Regions from separate parts of the Homo sapiens genome. Here all the other regions are linked to region 1. Evidence: chromatin contacts called from ENCODE Hi-C or POLR2A ChIA-PET data. All regions are on one chromosome and are shown on one strand. Each heading gives the region's core, a stretch centred on a gene start or an enhancer-like site at or near the end of the contact. The rest is flanking DNA. Distances are from core to core; before and after follow the strand shown. Region 1 overlaps MYO1D (myosin ID). Region 2 has its middle 22 kb from the start of SPACA3. Region 3 overlaps MYO1D (myosin ID).

What was found. Hi-C counts contacts between places; a loop is a spot of excess contacts on that map. ChIA-PET counts read pairs that join two places held with the same protein, here RNA polymerase II (POLR2A). Pooled maps may share reads with other maps.
Region 2: a loop to region 1 is called in a map with no recorded cell type, with 2.5 times the contacts of the local background. The contact joins two enhancer-like sites. A Hi-C loop is called at or near these places in 4 of 37 single-sample maps with no recorded cell type and 5 of 50 pooled maps. POLR2A ChIA-PET finds 5 or more read pairs at or near these places in 2 of 52 experiments (Panc1 and activated T-cell).
Region 3: a loop to region 1 is called in a map with no recorded cell type, with 1.8 times the contacts of the local background. The contact joins two enhancer-like sites. A Hi-C loop is called at or near these places in 17 of 37 single-sample maps with no recorded cell type and 4 of 50 pooled maps. POLR2A ChIA-PET finds 5 or more read pairs at or near these places in 2 of 52 experiments (GM12878 and activated naive CD4-positive, alpha-beta T cell).

Annotation. Positions count from the first base shown.
Region 1 is chr17:32,527,158-32,531,201 of GRCh38, reverse strand. All of the region lies in intron 21 of MYO1D (myosin ID), which reads left to right. Among named protein-coding and RNA genes, the nearest start is that of CDK5R1, 42 kb to the right of the region's middle. Within about 2 kb of position 2,206, at least 2 of the 41 ENCODE cell types and tissues checked have a DNase peak (open chromatin) inside an H3K27ac peak, as active enhancers do.
Region 2 is chr17:32,968,320-32,972,363 of GRCh38, reverse strand. No RefSeq gene overlaps it. Among named protein-coding and RNA genes, the nearest start is that of SPACA3, 22 kb to the left of the region's middle. Within about 2 kb of position 1,988, at least 2 of the 41 ENCODE cell types and tissues checked have a DNase peak (open chromatin) inside an H3K27ac peak, as active enhancers do.
Region 3 is chr17:32,821,019-32,825,062 of GRCh38, reverse strand. The region is part of intron 1 of MYO1D (myosin ID); the gene reads left to right. Among named protein-coding and RNA genes, the nearest start is that of MYO1D-DT, 54 kb to the left of the region's middle. RefSeq lists silencers at 2,204-2,413, 2,494-2,563. Within about 2 kb of position 2,343, at least 3 of the 41 ENCODE cell types and tissues checked have a DNase peak (open chromatin) inside an H3K27ac peak, as active enhancers do.

The sequences.
Region 1 (4,044 bases), core at 957-3,456:
TTCAAAATATATGAATCCCAACGGAAGTCTCTGATTGGCCCAATTTGGTTCTCATGCCCTGTACCCAGGCCAAGGCATGGAGGAGAGGGAGCAGGTCCTGGGATTGGTAGATCACATGCCCATCCTCAAGGCTGGGGAGTGTCGGCCTATGCTGGGCAGCACCACCCTGGGTTGCAGTGAGGGAGGATCAGTTCTCCAAAGGGAGTGAGGACAGAGAACTAAAAGAAGGGAGCAGACAGAAACCAATGTCAATTATACTCAATGGTGAGTTGCAGTGAGGGAGGATCAGTTCTCCAAAGGGAGTGAGGACAGAGAACTAAAAGAAGGGAGCAGACAGAAACCAATGTCAATTATACTCAATGGTGAGATACTCTTTTATTAAAAAAAAAAAATTATTTTTAGCAACAGGGTCTCACTCTGTTGCCCAGGCTGGGGTGCAGTGGCATCATCATAGCTCACTACAACCTCAAACTCCTAGGCTCAAAAGATCCTCCCGCCTCAGCCTCCCAAGTAGCTGGGACTACAGGCATGCACCACCACACCTGGCTGATTTTTGCATTTCATATAGTGATGGGGTTTCACCATGTAGCCCAGGCTGATCTCAAACTCCTGGACTCAAGTGATCCTCCCACCTCGGCCTCCCAAAGTGCAGGGATTACAGGCGTGAGCTACTGCACTAAGCCTTTCTTTTGTCTTGAATGATGTCTTTCATTCTTGTCCCAGAGTGTCCTGATGCACCACAATGAAATTATTATATTCTTGGAATTAGACTAGCACTTAGTCTGTAATTTTTTCTCTTCTCATCATGTAATTTTAAAATATTTCCCTATGTTCTACATTACAGCATTTGTTGAGATGCAATTATTATAGTTTTAAAGGGCTTTCACGTACATTATCTCATTTAATTCTCAAAATCTTCTAAGCCATTTTTAAATGTATTAAGCCTATTTTATAGATGGACAAAAAGGCTTAGAGAGGTTCTGTGATTTTCCCAAGACCACAGACAGAGTGTAATGGAGCGGCTCGATGAACACAGATCGGGCTCCTTGCCTGTCCTTGGTGTCACATGCCTTAGATAACTGTCACCTATGTTTTTTAATTTATATTTGTCTCATTGTCCCTGGAGAACTGAGACTCTGCCATCTACTTTTACCACAGAGCTCCACGAAACCTCCTCTAGTGCTGTATACCTTGTGAATGCTGAATAGGTGATGCAGACTGGTAATGAACCAAGGAGTTTAAAACGCTATTGTTCAAGTGGAGATACAGCTGGGAGCCTTTGAGGTTGTGGAGCCCAGGTACAGTGGGAAGACTGCCTGGCTCCCCGTGTTTGTTTACGCGTTGGGAGTCAGCACGGGGCCTCCCCCACGGTGAGGAGCGCTGTCCCTGGAGAGCCTCTTGGAAGGCAGCCATGATCGTGGAGAGGAGTGTTCATGTCTCATCCGGGAAATCTCTCACCGCCTGTGCCCCTTCCCTGTCTTCTCTCAGACAGCCCATAGAAACACATTAGCATCCTGGGCCTGATGCCATTCCTTAAGCAAAAGGCACCTGCCCACCCACATATGTCCATGTGAGTCTCACCCACCTGAAAGCAGCACCCCCTGAGCCCATCCTGGCCACATCCACAAAGCACACCCAGCAGCTCATTGCCCCTGCATTAGAGACACACACACACACGATTATAGAGTTTACCCCTGTGGAAAGTGTTTTCAGATGAAACAGAAAAGGGTCTAGCATCCCTTACTCTGTATTCTTCTTAAGGGAGAAACTTACAACTGCAAAACAGGTCCTGCCCTCCCCACCCGCCCCTTTTCTGGTGGGTTTCTTCCCTCCTCTCTGTCCAGGCAGCTCACGTCTCTGGAGGGACACCTCACCTGCTTCCTGCTATAGCCTCTGCTATGTTCTGTGATGCCTTCTGAGACCCTGCCAGACTACCTGGGGCAGCTTGTCTCATGATCCTCCTGCTCAATTCACAGCTCCCTGTTGAAGTACAAGCTAGTTAACAACAGACACAGATTCAGATCCAAGTGAGGGGTGGGTTGGGCTGTGTGTGTGTGTGCACGCGCACATGCAGAATTTTGATACTGCTCCTGCACATTGCATGTAATGATGTGCAACACTTGTTCTTCTCACTTAGGAGTCCCACCATCTAATGCCTACAGGAAGTAAACCAGAAGTCTCATCCGAGGACACCATCTACCGATCTATGTCAGTTTCCTATTGCCGCTGTAACAAATTACCACAGATTTGGTGGCTTTAAACCACAGACATGTTTTTTTCTCACAGTTATTAAGGCCAGCAGTCCACATTCATTTCACTGGGCCAGAACGAGGGCGTTGGGCAGGGCCTGTTCCCTCTGGAGGCTCTCAGGGAGAATCCACTCCTCCACCCCTCCGGCCTCTGGGAGCTGCCGGCACTCCTTGGTTTGTGACTGCTTCACCCTGATCTGTGCCTCCAGGATCACACTGCCTCCTCCTCCTCCTCCTGTCTGTGTCAGATCTCCCTCTGCCTCTCTTTTAAAAGAATACTTGTGATTGTATCTAGGGTCCACCTGGATAATCCAGGATAATCTCCCCATCTCAGCAGCCTTACATAATCCCATCTGCAGGCCTTTTTGCCACGTACGGTAACATTCACAGGTTCCAGGGATTAGGATGTGGATATTTGGGGGTGGGAGGGCATATTCAGCATCACACACTACCCTTCCCAGTAATTCCCCCGACACACATACACACACACACACATACGCACACACACATATACACACCCCTAAGTTCTACTCAAGAGCTGGCTCTGCTTCTTTCAACTTCCCAGTTCTGAGGAGCCAGCTTCCCAGCTCTGCCATGCACTTCCTACCCATCTCACCCTCTCCCACCTGCAAAGCAGTAATTCCTCAGTGCCTTGCTACCAGCTCTCCAAAGGGCAGAGGAGGCTAGACATCGCCTCTGATCAAGGTACTGGATACCTTCTTCCCCAAAACCACTGGCCCAGTGGGGCAGAAGAGGGCAAGCCTTAAGTGGGGTAGAACCCAAATGGGCCAATTTTACCACCATAAGAATCAAGTCAGCCGGGCGCAGTGGCTCACGCCTGTAATCCCAGCACTTTGGGAGGCTGAGGTATGTGGATCACAAGGTCAGGAGTTCGAGACCAGCCTGGCCAACATGGTGAAACCCTGTCTGTAAGAAAAATACAAAAATTAGCCAGGCCTGGTGGCGGGCGCCTGTAATTCCAGCTACTCAGGAGGCTGAGGCAGGAGAATTGCTTGAACCCGAGAGGCAGAGATTGCAATGAGCCAAGATCGTGCCACTGCAGTCTAGCCTGGGCGACAGAGCAAGACTCTGCCTCAAAAAAAAAAAAAAAAAAGTTGTTTTGCTTTTATGTAGCTTTTATTGTTTTGTTTTATTTTTATAGAGTCTCTCTTTGTTGCCCAGGCTGGAATGCAGTAGCACAGTCACAGCTCACTACAGACTTGATCTCCTGGGCTTAAGCAGTCCTCCCACCTCAGCCTCCTGAGTAGCTGGGACTACAGGCACATACCACCATACCCAGCTATTTTTTTTATCTTATTTTTAGTATAGACGGGGTCTCACTATGTTGCCCAGGCCGGTCTGAAACTCCTGGGCTCAAGCGATCCTCCCATCTCAGCCTTCCAAAGTGCTAGGATTATAGGTGTGAGCCACCAAACCTGGCTACTTTTATGTAGCTTTGACAAGCGCAGGAAATGTCTTGCTTCTGCCCCTCTGTCAGGATATCTCTAGAATTTAAAGTTAGTGAGAACAGAAAGCACATCCTTGGCTTACAGTCCACAGGGCCTGGCAGTGCCTCAACAGGCTGGACACTCCTTGGACAGCCACATGGACTCCTCCTTACTGTGGTTAGCTGCCATCAACCAGTCCTCTCGCCAGCATGCAGGGTGGGTTTGGCAGCGCCAGGCACAGCTTCACATGCCTTCCTTGTTCTTCTGAAGTCCCCTCTCTGGATGGTGACCTTGTTCATGTGGCCATTTTTAAAGCAGAAAGTTGGATCCCAGGCCAAATCCTGCCT
Region 2 (4,044 bases), core at 739-3,238, 440 kb before region 1:
TGTCCTGCAGCACACACATAGCAATTACTCTTCTTGAGGGCTTATACCGAAAATTTGACCCATTAGACCCAGACATTCACATCCCTGTAAACTGTCTCAATTTCTATGATTTGCCTTAAATACTTTACCTCAATTATTTTTACCCTTTTAGGGTCATTATTTGGTGGACTAAAGTGTTTGTTAGGGTCTGGGGTTGCAGTAGTCCCAGGCAAATGGGAGGTTGAGTTATTGATTAGTTTGAGAACAAACCACCCTAGGGGTCTTTCCCTGTGATGTCTGCCCCTAACTTATGTACATAGGATGCTACTTCTGGTTCTTGGTCTAGAACAGCTGGATTGTCAATGGTGATGAGTATAGGATTGCATTCTAAATTCTGGCAGTTATTTGGTGGGGAGCTCTTGGACAGAGGTAGTTTATTCCTCAAAGGTCTTCAGCTCAGAGTTTCCCACCCCATGTTTACTGCCCAACCCTCAAATTGGGTAGTCCACCATACATCATCCCAGCTGGGGCAGGGTGATGCCCTACTGTAACCTGCATTTGACTCAGGGCAAAGATATTTATTCACCTGGGAGAGCTGTCTCTAATTTTCCAAATTCCCACAAGGTAAGACCTGGCAGGCATTAAATCTTATAGTTTGGGGTGCTACCATCTGGGTTATATTAACTACCAACCTGATTGGATAGGGAGGAGTCCCCTGCCAGTTTCCATTTTGACCTTCTGCTTCTTGTATAGTAGCCTATCCCAGCCATATTAACTTCCAGAAATGGGACCAGCTCATGTTTTCTTTTTAGATTTTTCTCAGAGTTAACTTTAAGGGTTCCTCAGGTGACCCATGCACTTTTCACCGGGTTTTTTCCCCTCCCTTCTGGGGTATCTTTTACCAGTTACTTGACTCAAGTATACTGAGTTCACCCCCATTCAGCTGTTTGCACAGCTGTCTCAGTGCTCAGGAGCACTTGATAAGGACCTTCCCAGCTTGGGTGCAGCATGTCTTCTTTCCAAGTCTTAATCAGCACCAAGTCACCAGGCTGGAAGTGGTAAACCACAAACTCAAGAGGCAGAATTTGAGTCAGAAGTCCTTTTAACCTAAGGGATAACAGGGTAGAGGATATGGCCAGTATATAATATCTTAAGAATTGATCAAAAAAAAATTGATCCTTGGTTTCCATAGTAGGGAGATCTGTAGCTCTGCCCAAATATGGGAGCCCATATAATAACTCATAGGGAGACAATCCCAAGTCTTTTCTTGGGGCTGTCTTAATCCTAAGGAGTGTTATTGGAAGACATTTTGTCCAAGGCATTTTAGTTTCTAAGATTAGTTTGATGATACACTTTTTGGGTGTTTGATTCATTCTTTCTACCTTTCCAGAGGAAGGGGGATGCCAAAGGGTGTGATAATCCCATCTAATTTGTAAACCTTCCATAATTCCCCTTAACAACCTTGAGAAAAAGTGGCTCCCATTGTCTGAATCAGTATTTTCCACCAGGCCAAATCTAGGGTACAATTGTTCTAATATTATTTTGACCACATTCCTGGTGGTGGCTGTTGAAAGGGGAAAGACCCAGCCAGGAAGGTGATCTATGATCACCAGTAAATACTTTAGTCTTCCTACTTAGGGCATTTCTGTGGTATCTACTTCAATGCTTTGAAATTGTCTTAATCTGGGAGGTCTTCCTCCCGTGGCCTGTTTTCTCATTATCTTTTTGTTTATCCTTTGACAAGCTACACAACTTCCACATACTTGTTTAATGAGGGTATAAATCCCTATACACCCATAATTCCTAAGTATTGCATTATACAGAGACTTGGATCCCCAGTGACTCCTTTTGCATAATACAGACATTAGTTTCTTATTGGGGGTTTACTCACACTGGTTCTTTCACACTGTCCACCTTTTTCTCGGCTGTCTGCTCTGGCTCTGCGGCTCCTGCCACCCCCACGCCTGCAGCTGCACTCCCTGGCCTGCTAGGCCAGCTTTTAGTCACAAAGCTAACCTTTAAAAGGCCTTGCCCACTGGTTCTTCCAGATTTAATCCAAAATATTTTCTCATCTGATCTCTGAGCCTCTGCAGGAATGCAGAGGGAGTTTCCTCTTTTTCTTGTTGAATCTCAAATGCCTTTACGACATTTTATGCCCTAGGAGTGGACTCTTTGATCTCTTCTAATTATTCATTCCTCCATTTGGGCCCAGTCCCTGGGATCTTTATTATCCAATTTGGGAATGACATTTGGGAATTTTTGTTTGGCTGGCAAGAACCCTTGCCCAGGAGAGTGTTGCCTGTCCCAGATGGTCATGACTGCTCTCCTAATCATTCCCCTTTCTTCTCCTGTGAACAGTATATTTATAATAGAATAATTTTAGCCCAGGTGTAAAAGCTGGGTCCTAGGATTTGGTACAGCTGGTCTGCTAAACTGAGGGGATCTTCTAGGAGTGGTTTCATTTCCTTCTTGAAATTCCTAACTTCAGTACCTGTAACAGGAGCATTTACAAAGCCAGTCTCTCCCTGTCCCATGGGAACTTCCCTAAGAGGATACATGCTAGATGCCTGCTGTGTGGAGTGGATAGGGGAGTTTTCAATATCCTCTTACACTGTTCTTTTTTTTACATATATACTTTAAGTTGTAGGGTGCGTGTGTACAACGTGCAGGTTTGTTACATATGTATACATGTGCCATGTTGGTGTGCTGCACCCATTAACTCGTCATTTACATTAGGTATATCTCCTAATGCTATCCCTTCGCCCCCACCCCCAACACCCCACAACAGGCCCTGGAGTGTGATGTTCCCCTTCCTGTGTCCAAGTGTTCTCATTGTTCAATTCCCACCTATGAGTGAGAACCTGCGGTGTTTGGTTTTCTGTCCTTGCGATAGTTTGCTGAGAATGATGGTTTCCAGCTTCATCCATATCCTTACAAAGGACATGAACTCATCCTTTTTTATGGCTGCATAGTATTCCATGGTGTATATGTACCACATTTGCTTAATCCAGTCTATCATTGATGGACATTTGGGTTGGTTCCAAGTCTTTGCTATTGTGAATAGTGCTGCAATAACCATACGTATGCATGTGTCTTTATAGCAGCATGATTTATAATCCTTTGAGTCTATGCCCAGTAATGGGATGGCTGGGTCAACTGGTATTTCTAGTTCAAGATCCTTGAGGAATCGCCACAGTCTTCCACAATGGTTGAACTAGTTTACAGTCCCAACAACAGTGTAAAAGTGTTCCTATTTCTCCACATCCTCTCCAGCACCTGTTGTTTCCTGACTTTTTAATGATCACCATTCTAACTGGTGTGAAATGGTATCTCATTGTGGTTTTGATTTGCATTTCTCTGATGACCAGTGATGACGAGCATTTTTTCATGTGTCTGTTGGCTGCAAAAATGTCTTATTTTGAGAAGTGTCTGTTCATATCCTTCACCCACTTTTTGTTGGGGTTGTTTGATTTTTTCTTGTAAATTTGTTTAAGTTCTTTGTAGATTCTGGATATTAGCCCTTTGTCAGATGGGTAGATTGTAAACATTTTTTCCCATTCTGTAGGTTGCCTGTTCACTCTGATGGTAGTTTCTTTTGTTGTGCAGAAGCTCTTTAGTTTAATTAGATCCCATTTGTCTATTTTGGCTTTTGTTGCCATTGCTTTTGGTGTTTTAGTTATGAAGTCCTTGCCCATCCCTATGTCCTGAATGGTATTGCCTAAGTTTTCTTCTAGGGTTTTTATGGTTTCAGGTCTAACACTTAAGTCTTTAATCCATTTTGAATTAATTTTTGTATAAGGTGTAAGGAAGGGATCCAGTTTCAGCTTTCTACGTATGGCTAGCCAGTTTTCCCAGCACCATTTATTAAATAGGGAATCCTTTCCCCATTTCTTGTTTTTGTCAGGTTTGTCAAAGATCAGATGGTTGTAGATGTGTGGTATTATTTCTGAGGGCTCTGCTCTGTTCCGTTGGTCTATATCTCTGTTTTGGTACCAGTACCATGCTGTTTTGGTTACTGTAGCCTTGTGGTATAGTTTGAAGTCAGGTAGCATGATGCCTCCAGCT
Region 3 (4,044 bases), core at 1,094-3,593, 290 kb before region 1:
TAATTTAGCTTACTTTTTTATCCTTATTTTTTCATTACTAAAGAAAAACATGCAAGTAACAGTCAAACAATCAGAAGTAAATGAAGTAAAACATGAAATTTCCTCCCTTTCCTCTCCTCCACGAATTCTACTCCACAAAAGTAAACATTGCAGTTTAGTGTGTCTCCTTCCAGGACATGCAAGCATTTGGACAGCCAGCTACTATAAGAGGAGGGAGGGAGGAAGAGCGGGAGAAGGCAAGGGAGAGAAATTGTGCATACCCATACATACATTCAAATTAAATAATAATGAGAGTATGCCATAATAATGTTCTGTATATGGTTTGTTTTCTATTTACTAGAAATGGAAAGTTAGACCAGAGCACCAGCTCCAAAGAAAGAGGTCCTGGGTCAATTCTGAGCCATCACTTACTAAGCCGGGGGACCTCAGACAGTAATGCAGTCTTCTTCAATCCTAATTTTGTCATCTGTCAAATAGGGGTAATTATTTGCTCCTTAACAGGGTTGTGAGGATTAAATGAGATACTATGTGTAAAGTATTTGGGGGACGTGCCTGGCACAGAACCCCAAACTCTGGACAAACAGTAAGCTGTTAGTTTTATGGGTACTATAACTAGGATAGCTGACCCATTATGCTATGCTTTGCTGTGTGAAAGGACAAATATCTCTTTACTGTTCTTTATTTTGCAAAAATTGAACTTTAAAGCCAACTTTTCGAGTTCCTAAATGAAAGTTTATTAGTCTATTGAGTGCAGTTGCTTTGAATTTATAAGTTAAATTTTGGGAGAATTATTACCAACTTTCAGGGTTGTTTTGTTCCAAATGAATCTCTTGTGTTCAGCATATAATTTGATTCTACTTTGTGATCATTCTGAGAGTCTTGCTTTTAATGGTTTTATATGACAATTTATTGACATGACAGATATGTTTGGTCTCAGTTCTGTTTTACTTTATGTAATTTTTCTGCCTTTAGTACTTCTTTTTTTTTTTTTTTTTTGAGACGGAGTCTTGCTCTATCGCCCAGGCTGGAATGCAGTGGCCTGATCTCGGCTCACTGCAAGCTCCACCTCCCGGGTTCACACCATTCTCATGCCTCAGCCTCCTGAGTAGCCGGGACTACAGGTGCCCACCACCACGCCCCGCTAATTTTTTATATTTTTAGTAGAGACAGGGTTTCACCATGTTAGCCAGGATGGTCTCGATCCCCTGACCTCTTGATCCACCCGCCTCAGCCTCCCAAAGTGCTGGGATTACAGGCATGAGCCACCGTACCCAGCCTAGTACTTCTTAAATAGTTTTTGCATGATGTTCAGTGTTTGTGTTGCCTGGCTTTATGTTTTCCTTTTGATAATTTGAACATCTAAAATTAGGTTTTTTCCTAGTAGTTACTTTTATAACTATAACTTTACATTCCCTCTCTCCCTTTGATCACTCAATTTTTAATTACTTATATTACTATTATCAGTTTTCCTAGGTGTATTTCGCCAAATTGGGGATATATATGACCAACCTGTGGGCTTACCAACAACCAGTGGCTTGATTTGCAAAGTTTAACTCAGTTTTAAGCACTATATGCATGTTGTCTAGATTGAAATTCAGACTTAGCCACTTGCTAGTTGTGTAACCTTAGGCAAGTTACCCAAAGTTCACTATGCCTCAGTTTCCTTCTCTGTAAAATATTTTATATATATATGTATATAAAATGAATGCTGCAGAGGTTAGTAGTTGGGCTGATCTTGTAGCTGCGTAGTGTCATCAGTGCCCTGACCCTGGGTGCTCACTCAGTCTATCCTTGGCTTGTGACTTTTGTGCTCATGCTTGTCTTGTGGTCATATGATAGTTACTCCACCTCCAACCTCTCATCAGCATTCTAGACAGAAAGAAAACGAGGAAAAGGGGTGCCTATACTGAGGAAGCAAAACTTTACTAGAAACCCTCAACTTACATCTCATTGTCCAGAACTAGGTCACATGATCACCCCTTCCTGAATGTGGGAAATAAAACAAGAATATTTACCATGATAATTTTACCAGACCAAGTAAAAGTCATGGTTAAAACCACTAATTTTATTTATTTATTTTTATTATACTTTAAGTTTTAGGGTACATGTGCACAACGTGCAGGTTTGTTACATATGTATACATGTGCCATGTTGGTGTGCTGCACCCCTTAACTCGTCATTTACATTAGGTATGCGAGACGCCGGCTGAGTCTCACGCCCGCGGGCGGCAGCCGGTCGACCCCGGAGGCCCGACTGAGGAGCGGTCGCGAGCGGAGGTCGGCCGGGTGCGGGGACGCCCCGGGCCTCGCCGCCTGCTGCCCGCCACCCGCGGTCTGCTGGTCGACCCGTGCGGAGGAAAGAGGAGGAGGGACGCGCGAGGGCCGGAACCCCGGGTGGCCGCCCCACCGGGGCCCGCGCGGCCACCCCCCGGGACGGGGGCCGGCGGGCCACGGGCCCGGCTCGGCGCGGCCGCCTCCGCGGTTCCCACCCACGCTCCCCGGGCCCCGTCCCGAGCCGCCCCGGCAGTGAACGGGGAGGAGGCGGGAACCGAAGAAGCGGCGCGCCGACCGGGGACGCGCGCCCCCCGCCCCCCACCACTGCCCGTGGTCGGCGGGAGAGGCCGGGAGGGAGGAAGACGAACGGACGGACGGCGCTGGACGCGTTATCCCTCCCCCCTCCCCCTACCCCACAACAGGCCCCAGTGTGTGATGTTCCCCTTCCTGTGTCCAAGTGTTCTCATTGTTCAATTCCCACCTATGAGTGAGAACATGCGGTGTTTGGTTTTCTGTCCTTGCGATAGTTTGCTGAGAATGATGGTTTCCAGCTTCATCCATGTCCCTACAAAGGACATGAACTCATCCTTTTTTATGGCTGCATGGTATTCCATGATGTATATGTGCCACATTTTCTTAATCCAGTCTATCATTGTTGGACATTTGGGTTGGTTCCAAGTCTTTGCTATTGTGAATAGTGCCACAATAAACATATGTGTGCATGTGTCTTTATAGCAGCATGATTTATAATCCTTTTGGTATATACCCAGTAATGGGATGGCTGGGTCAAATGGTATTTCTAGTTCTAGATCCCTGAGGAATGGCCACACTGACTTCCACAATGGTTGAACTAGTTTACAGTCCCATCAACAGTGTAAAAGTGTTCCTATTTCTCCACATCCTCTCCAGCACCTATTGTTTCCTAAAAACCACTAATTTTAAAATGCTGCCTGTGGTTGGCAGAATTATGCCCCACCATCACCCCCAAAGGATGTCCACAACCTAATCCCTGCATTCATATTTTGTCTCTTTCTTTCACTTTTTGAACAAAAATCCTATGCTTATAAGTAAAAGGAGTTTTTCCCTGAAAAAACTTTTCCCCCCAGTCCCTAGTATGGACGAGTTTGAATTTGGTAGTTTGAATTTAGATCTGTCCATGGAAATTCAGTTCAAATATAGGACTAGATCTCCCTGGATCCATAGAGAAGTTCCAGTCAAAGATGTGTGTGTGTGTGTGTGTGTGTGTGTATGTGTGATTTACTTATCTTCAGCTGACAAAGGTTGGCAGTTGTAGGGCACTTGGCCATCTCTTATTTCTCTACAATAAGGATTACTTCATCCTTATTTGTAATTCCTAAAACTAAATTAAATTTTATGTACATATGTATTCATTCATTTCTTTATTTTAGTTTGTTGATTTAAGAATATTCCCACAAGTTAAACAATGAAAGTGATAGTTATATTAGAGATATGAATGACTAATTATTCCTGCCCACCACCTACATCATTTTCCCCCCAGCTTAATGGAGGTTTTATTGACAAACAAAAATTATATATACTTGCATCCAGTCATAAAAAAGAATGAGATCATGTCCCTTGCAGGGCCATGGATGGAGCTGGAGGCCATTATCCTTAGCAGACTAACACAGGAACAGAAAACCAAATACTGCATGCTCTTACTTATAAGTGGGAGCTAAATGATGAGAACACATGGACACACAGAGGGGAACACACACTGAGGCCTATCAGCGGGTGGAAGGTGAGAGGAGGG